Regions from separate parts of the Mus musculus genome. Here region 1 is linked to region 2. The links are chromatin contacts, found by Hi-C or POLR2A ChIA-PET in ENCODE. All regions are on one chromosome and are shown on one strand. The core of a region is the stretch at or near the end of the contact, and the rest is flanking DNA. Distances in the headings are between cores, read along the strand shown.

What was found. Hi-C counts contacts between places; a loop is a spot of excess contacts on that map. ChIA-PET counts read pairs that join two places held with the same protein, here RNA polymerase II (POLR2A).
Region 1: a loop to region 2 is called in a map of heart, with 3 times the contacts of the local background. The contact joins the promoter of Bex6 here to the enhancer-like site in region 2. A Hi-C loop is called at or near these places in 6 of 37 maps with a recorded cell type or tissue (CH12.LX, T-helper 1 cell, T-helper 2 cell and 1 more). POLR2A ChIA-PET finds 5 or more read pairs at or near these places in 3 of 5 experiments (all embryonic stem cell).

What each region holds. Positions count from the first base shown.
Region 1 is chr16:32,178,488-32,182,140 of GRCm38, reverse strand. Bex6 (brain expressed family member 6) reads right to left here and starts at 2,341. Exons shown (of 3, transcript NM_001033539.2): 1 at 2,240-2,341.
Region 2 is chr16:32,128,266-32,132,148 of GRCm38, reverse strand. No RefSeq gene overlaps it. Among named protein-coding and RNA genes, the nearest start is that of Cep19, 30 kb to the right of the region's middle. Within about 2 kb of position 1,853, at least 1 of the 3 ENCODE cell types and tissues checked has a DNase peak (open chromatin) inside an H3K27ac peak, as active enhancers do; it is heart, where a contact is called at or near this core.

The DNA of each region.
Region 1 (3,653 bases), core at 1,092-3,591, 50 kb before region 2:
GCATCCATTTAAGGTATCCTGGGCAGCATTCTTCTCAGTGTATTCACAGAGTGGTGAAACTATCACTACTTGAGAATGCGCCCAAGATCTCACAATGAAACGCCACAGTCATCAGCACCAACTCCAGTTTTCACCAAGCTAACCCTAGGTGACCACAGAGTTTTCTGTTTCTGTTCACCTATTCTGGCTGTTTCAGACGCAAGCATGCATTCTTTTGTCTCTGCCTCCTTTCATTCACTGTAATGGTTTAAATTTGTCCCATTGCAGTCTGTATCAGTACTCTGTGCTTTGTATGTGTCTATGTGCACAGTGTTTGCACATGCATGTGTGCGCTGTGCATGTGTGCAGGGGCCAGTTGTGGTATTTTCCTCAGTCTTTCTCCATTTTATATTTTGAGACATGGTCTCTCACTGATCCTGGAACAAACTCCACAGTTCAGCCAGGTTGGCCAGAGGGCCGGAGATCCGGCTCTGCCTTTCTTGCACCAGAATTACCGCTCCACAGTGCCTTGCTTTCATTTGGGTATCAGGGATCTGAACAGAGACCTCACGCCTGCACAGCAAACGCTCTTACTGAGCCACCTGCCCAGTCCTCACTCTGTCCTTTTAATGGTGAGCTGTTATCCTATCGAGTGCACATACAATTGGCCCTGTGTGTTTAAGGATTCCGCATCCACAGATTCAACCACTCATGGATGGAAAAAATATTTTTGGGTTTTTTTTTGTTTGTTTGTTTTGTTTTTTTGTTTTTCGAGACAGGGTTTCTCTGTGTAGCCCTGGCTGTCCTGGAACTCACTCTGTAGACCAGGCTGGCCTCGAAATCAGAAATCCGCCTGCCTCTGCCTCCTGAGTGTTGGGATTAAAGGCGTGCACCACCACACCCGGCTATTTTTGTTATTTTTATAAACATTTAATTATGAGGCCAGGGCTCACCAGGGCTCACCAGGTAAAAACATTTACTGCACAATCCTGATGACCTCCGCTTGATCCCTGGAACCCAAGTAAATTGGGAGGAGAGAACAGACTTTGCAGAGTCTTCTGACCTCCACACTTATGCTTTGGCATACATACTGTTCCCAGCACACACACACACACACACACACACACACACACACACACAGACACACACAGACACACACACAGACACACACAGACACACACAGACACACACAGACACACACACACACAGACACACACAGACACACACAGACACACACACAGACACACACAGACACACACACACACACACACAGACACACACAGACACACACACAGACACACACAGACACACACAGACACACATACACACACACACACACCACATACAGAGACACTAATAAAATAAAAGCACAGACACACAATCCCTAAAAATTTTTTTTAATTAAAAATATTTTAATTAAAAAATAGCATACAAAGTAATGGGTGCCATTGTGACCCTGTGTAATTGTGACATTGTTTATATAATTAATTACGATACTATATGTGTGTAATTGTGACACTGTGTTGTAATTGTGACACTGTGAATGAGTGTAATTGCGACATTGTGTGTATGTTACTGTGACATTGAGTGTGTAATTATGACACTGTATGTAATTGTCATGCTGTATATGCAATTGTGACATTGCGTGTATGTGATTGTGATATTGAGTGTGTGTGTAACTGTGACATTGTGTGTGTGTGTAATTGTACTTGGTTCTTATCCACCCCTTGTCACCTATGCCTTGTCTTTGTCCTCTTCTCCAAGAGTCTGGCTGCTTTCATGTCACAGATTTTTCTATCACCCTCTTTTGTCCCCTCCCCCATCTTGCATTCCCCTTTATGCTTTCAAGCTACACACACACACACACACACACACACACACACAAATTTAAGTTGAGAGTCCACATATGCATGAGCATGTGATATTTGACTTTCTGAGTCTGAATTATTTCACTTAACATAGCAATATTTCATTCAGTCCATTCCTTGTGCAAAATGCTATAATTTTGTTCTTTATTGCTCAACAGACTTCCATTGTGTGTATATCACTTTTAAAAATTGCCTCACCTGGGCTGGAGAGATGGCTCAGTGGTTAAGAGCACTGACTGCTCTTGTGAAGGTCCTGAGTTCAAATCCCAGCAACCACATGGTGACTCACAGCCATCCATAATGGAATCTGATGTCCTCTTCTGGTGTGTCTGAAGTCAGTTACAGTGTACTTAGATATACTAAATAAATCTTTAAAAAAAAAATTGTCTCACCTGTTGAACCTCCAAGCTGACTGCATATCTTGGCTATTGTCGGTATGGCATCAGTAAGCATGAACCGACAAGTGTCTCTGGGGTAAGTGTGTGGATTTAGATTCCTTTGGCTGTAAACTCAGAAGTGGTATAGCTGGGTAGTGGTATAACTGGTAGTTCTATTTTTAGATTTTTTTTTTTTGAGGAAACACCACATTGGTCTCCACAGAGGCTGCACCAGTTTACATCCCCACTAGCTCTGTCTAAAGGTTCCTCCTTCCCCAAGCCCTTACTAACATGGGCACATGCCTATAACAGCAGCACTTGGAAGGTACAGGCTAGAAGACTGCTCAATGTTATGCTCGGCTGTTCGGCAAACTTGAGGCCAGCCTGGGCTATAAGAAGCTGTTTAGCTGGACGGTGGTGGCACACGCCTTTAATCCCAGCACTTGAGAGACAGATGCAGGAGGATCACTGAGTTTGAGGCCAGCCCTGTCTACAGAGTGAGTTTCAGGACAGTCAGGGCTACAAAGGCTACAAGGGCTGAGAAATTCTGTCTCTAACAAAACAAAAACATTTTAGAAAACTGTCCTAAAGCAAAATAAAATAAGAAATTATGTCTGACAAAGTATGATGATACATATTTATGAAAATGCCATTATGAAACATATCATATTGTCTACTAAAGTAAAAAATAATTTAAAAATATACTCACTAAGGTTAGATTCTTTTTCTTGCCACATCCCTAAGAATACAGTGTATTAGGCATAGTACAGAAGTATAAAATAGAACAGTATAGGGTAGTTTTAGAACAGAATAGTATAGAAGTATTAGAATGTTTTAGAAATGATTTAAAGTCCACAGGAGGGGCTGGTGAGTCCGTTCAGTGGGTAGAGGTGTTTGCTGCCAAGCCTGATAATCCAGTTCAAGCCCCGGAATTCAAAGAGTAGGCTATAACTGACTCTTGCAAGTTGTCTTCTGACCTACAAACACATGTCTGTGCACACATAATAAATGCAATTTAAACATCTAAAAACATGTGGGCGCCAGTTCTTTCCTTCTACCATACTGGCCACCACAGCACCATTTTCTAAGAGGAACTTGACCTTCCGAGGATGCTGATGCCTTGAAGTGAATCATCTGAAGAGGTAGAGGGATGATTGAACAGCCAACAATCATTTGTTTCCATGCACTGAATAAGCACGAATTTCTGTCACCCGGGAATGGAACCTGGCAGGCAGCAGAGAACTGGGCAGAGCACAGAGTTTATGTGTGGTTTCTTAGTGGGCAAAGCTTTCCAGGGTGGTCTGGAATCCGAGGGATTATGTAGCCTGATCTTTGGGGCAAGCTCAGGGATTGGTGGGATGTTTTTCTTGTTAGGGCAGGGCCTGCCCTCTCTCCGGCTTTGGTACTGGGAATGATTGCAGTTTCAAAA
Region 2 (3,883 bases), core at 604-3,103:
AGAGAAGGAGCAGAGGGAGTGTGAAGGAGCCGAACAGCCCCCTTTATAGCAAGCCAGGCCTACCCGGCTGTTGCCAGGTAACTGTTGGACGGAGCCTAGAAGGAATGCCAACTGTAAAGGTATCTGGAGCAAAAATATTCATCAACAGACAAAGGGAAAGCAAAAGACATAAAACTATTTTTTTTAAAGATTTATTTATTTATTATATGTAAGTACACTGTAGCTGTCCTCAGATAATCCAGAAGAAGGCATCAGATTTCGTTACGGATGGTTGTAAGCCACCATGTGGTTGCTGGGATTTGAACTTGGGACCTTTGGAAGAGCAGTCGGCGCTCTTAACCACTGAGCCATCTCGCCAGCCCCCATAAAACTATTTTTTAAAAAGCACTTTTTTTTTTTTTAAGATTTATTTTATTTTATTTTATTTATTACATGTAAGTACACTGTAGCTGTCTTCAGACCCTCCAGAAGAGGGAGTCAGATCTCATTACGGATGGTTGTGAGCCACCATGTGGTTGCTGGGATTTGAACTTCGGACCTTCGGGTGCTCTTACCCACTGAGCCATCTCACCAGCCCAGCACTTTCTTTTTAACGAGGACACTACTGTTGTTCACAGCAACCTGACACCACAGTGTGGTGGTCTCGAGTGTCCCAAGGTGCTCTCTGAGGGCTTTTCGCACAAAGATCTCACTGTTCCACAGAGTCCGTGATGACGGTGAAGTTGGAATGCAGCGGGAAATTCAGGAGACTGAGTTCAAACCAGGAGACTCCATTAAACTAACAGCAACTTTAAAAACTCCCCACTAGCCATCTCACCTTCCATCACCACTAACAGTTCTCACACTTATTCTGTACTAATGTTTTATATAATTCCACTTCATCTGAGGGAAACACTGGGCTGAGAACAGATAAGATTTGCAGAAGATCACATGGGATTAAGGTCAAGATGTTATCAGTGTGCTACAGAAAGCCATCTCAGCACCCTACCATCTCTATCAAGTATATCAAACTGTCGGCCCTGGATATCAAAACAGTGGCCCCTGAAAAACACACGTTTACTGATTAAATGCCAAATAAGGAGAAGGTTCATATGGGGCAGAGGTAAGGAGGCTCAGAGTAGCAGTTGTCACCTATTGCAACTGGGACTCCAGAGGCATCATCACAACGTGGGGACAGCCTGGAGGGTGTTTATAGGCACTCCGTCTTTCCATTTCTTTATCTCTCTGCTTGTTTGTTTGTTTGAGATGGTGGTCCCACATAACCCAGGTTGGCTTCAAACTCCTCTCTGATCTTCCCTAACTCCTGCCTCTTAAATGCTGGGATTACAGCTAGTGACACCACGGACAGCATTGGCCTCCTCCATTTTAAAAACATGTGTAATTTGTGTGTGTGTGTGCGTGCACCAGGGAATTTGTGTGGAAGTCAGAGGTTGGTTTGTGGAGTTTGTCTCCTCCTCTTGTTGTGGGCTCCAGTTTGTTGTCAAGTTTGCTGGCAAGCACGTGACCCATAAACTGAACCATCCAACCAATCCCTTAAAGTCTAACGCGAGTGCCGGGATTATAAACATCAAACCAATTTTCAGTGGGGTTAAAGTTGGCTTGAGTGTGATCGCGGCCCAAACCCATGGCTCTGAGGCTCTTGGGGGTGGGGTGGGGCCAGTATGGGAGGGCATAGAGGAGGTACGTGGCTATAGTGGGGGTAGGGTGGGCGGAGAGGGCCATGCTTTCTAGAGGGTGTGAGCATTTCTCCTTCCGGCTGGTGTTTTCGATGTGGTAAGCACATCCCTTCTACGGAAGCCCTGGAGAGGAAACCTGGCACTTCCTGTTCTTACCAGTGCTGCGGCAAACTGCAACGGTAAGGGAAGAAACACGGGGGAAGGAGGAAGAGGAAAGCTCTGGCCAGGTCAAGATGCCAGGCTCCAGAAGCACACAGCTGGTTCTTTTCCAGGAGACTTAGAGAACAGGTCACCGTCCCTATGCCAGAGCCTCTGGTCAGTCGGGAACCAGATGATAATTTCTCCACATTGAAAAGCAGCCAAACGGACCACACAGTTGAAGAACTTAAGAATGAAAGTATACAGCAAGGGCGAGACTGTCAAAGAAATCTGCGTAGCCTCGATGTTCCCCCTCCCCCTTTCCATTCTACCTCCAACGCCATGCAGAGTTGGGCAGGATCATTTTAATATCAGATTCTGCTTCTCAACCTTGGAAGGAAACGTCTCTGCTTCCATGAGCTGTTTCATAGGATTTAGCAGGACAGCATCCTGACCGCTGGACGCGGGTCCACAGGTGCTGCTGACGAGTGACAGAGTATTTAGATGTTGTTTTTATCTTGAGAACCAAACCAAATACCTTTCTTTCTCACGGCATTGCTATCCTGTCCCTTTCAGAAGAGCCTGTCCATGTGTAGCTTTTCTCTGAGATTTTAACTTTTAGAACCCACCTTTGTCCCCGCTAAGATGTTGGCGGGCCACATGCCTGGCCCCTGCTCCCCTCTTAACACCATGGGAGACCTTTCACACCGGGGGCCACTGCTCTTAACATTTTGGGTGTGCGAAACACTTCACGCTTGCTTTCAGGCCAACCCTGACTTTCTTGAACTAGATCTTGAGTAGTATCAACTTCCTCTAGTTCCTGTTTCAGGGAGTAGAGCATCTTTTCTCTGAAGAGAGACAGCAAAATGAAAATCCGGCTTCGATGTTAATGCTTGATTAGAGAAGAAAACGCCACATAGATTTCTAACTTTTTAGAAGCATAAAGTTTTGCCTTCCTGCCCCCTCACCCAGGCACCCTGAGGTTTTACCTCTCTCTTTTTTAAAAGGGATTCCCCCCCACCCCCAAATAGGGTTTCTCTGTGTAGCCCTGGCTGTCCTGAACTTATTCTGTAGAACAAGCTGGCCTTAAATGCAGAGATCCATCTGCCTCTGCCTCCAGGATGCTGGGATTAAAGGAGTGCGCCATCATGACTGGCTAAGGGGATATATATATATATATATATATTTTTTTTAAAGATTTATTTATTTATTTATTTATTTATTTATTTATTATATGTAAGTACACTGTAGCTGTCTTCAGACACTCCAGAAGAGGGCATCAGATTTCATTTCGGATGGTTGTGAGCCACCATGTGGTTGCTGGAATTTGAACTCTGGACCTTCGGAAGAGCAGTCGGTGCTCTTAACCACTGAGCCATCTTGCCAGCCCGGGATTTATATTTTTTATTAAGATTTTAAGTTTTGGATATTGATTGATTGAGTGTGTGAGTGTTGGTGTTTGAGTGCCATGTAGGTGTGAGTGCCCACAGAAGCCAGAATAAATCCTTGGCTCTCCTGCAGCTGGAGTTACAGGCAGCTGCGAGTCTCTTGACTTGGGTGCTAAGAACCCACTTCTGATTCTGTAGAAGGGCAGGATGAGCCTTCCCACCAGCTCCTGCAGTTTTGTTTCTAAAGATGTCCTCCTCCCGCCTCCTCCGCTCCCTTCCCCCTTCTCCCCCTCCCCTCTTCCCTTCTCCTCCCCCTCCTCTACTTCCTCTCCCCTCCTCCCCTTCCTCTTCCTTCCTCTTCTTCCTCTTCCTCCCCTCTTCTTCCTCCTCTTTTTTTTTTAAGCCAGAAATACCAACTATATTTTATTGACTTCCAGACCAACTTTAATGGAAGTTTGTCAAATGCTCTGTAATATCTACCCATTAGGTCTCAGTATATAACAAACCAACATGATGCGACCCAAGGGTCCCTTCAGTTGAAGCACTGGCTCTGATATCTAATATTCCCCATCAGATATCTAACGGTTGACAGGAGAGGGCCAGAAAGCTAGACATCTCCGTCTTCACACTGTGCCTGTCTGCTTTGCTACCTTAGCCTTTGCGTCAGATTTCCTGTTCTGT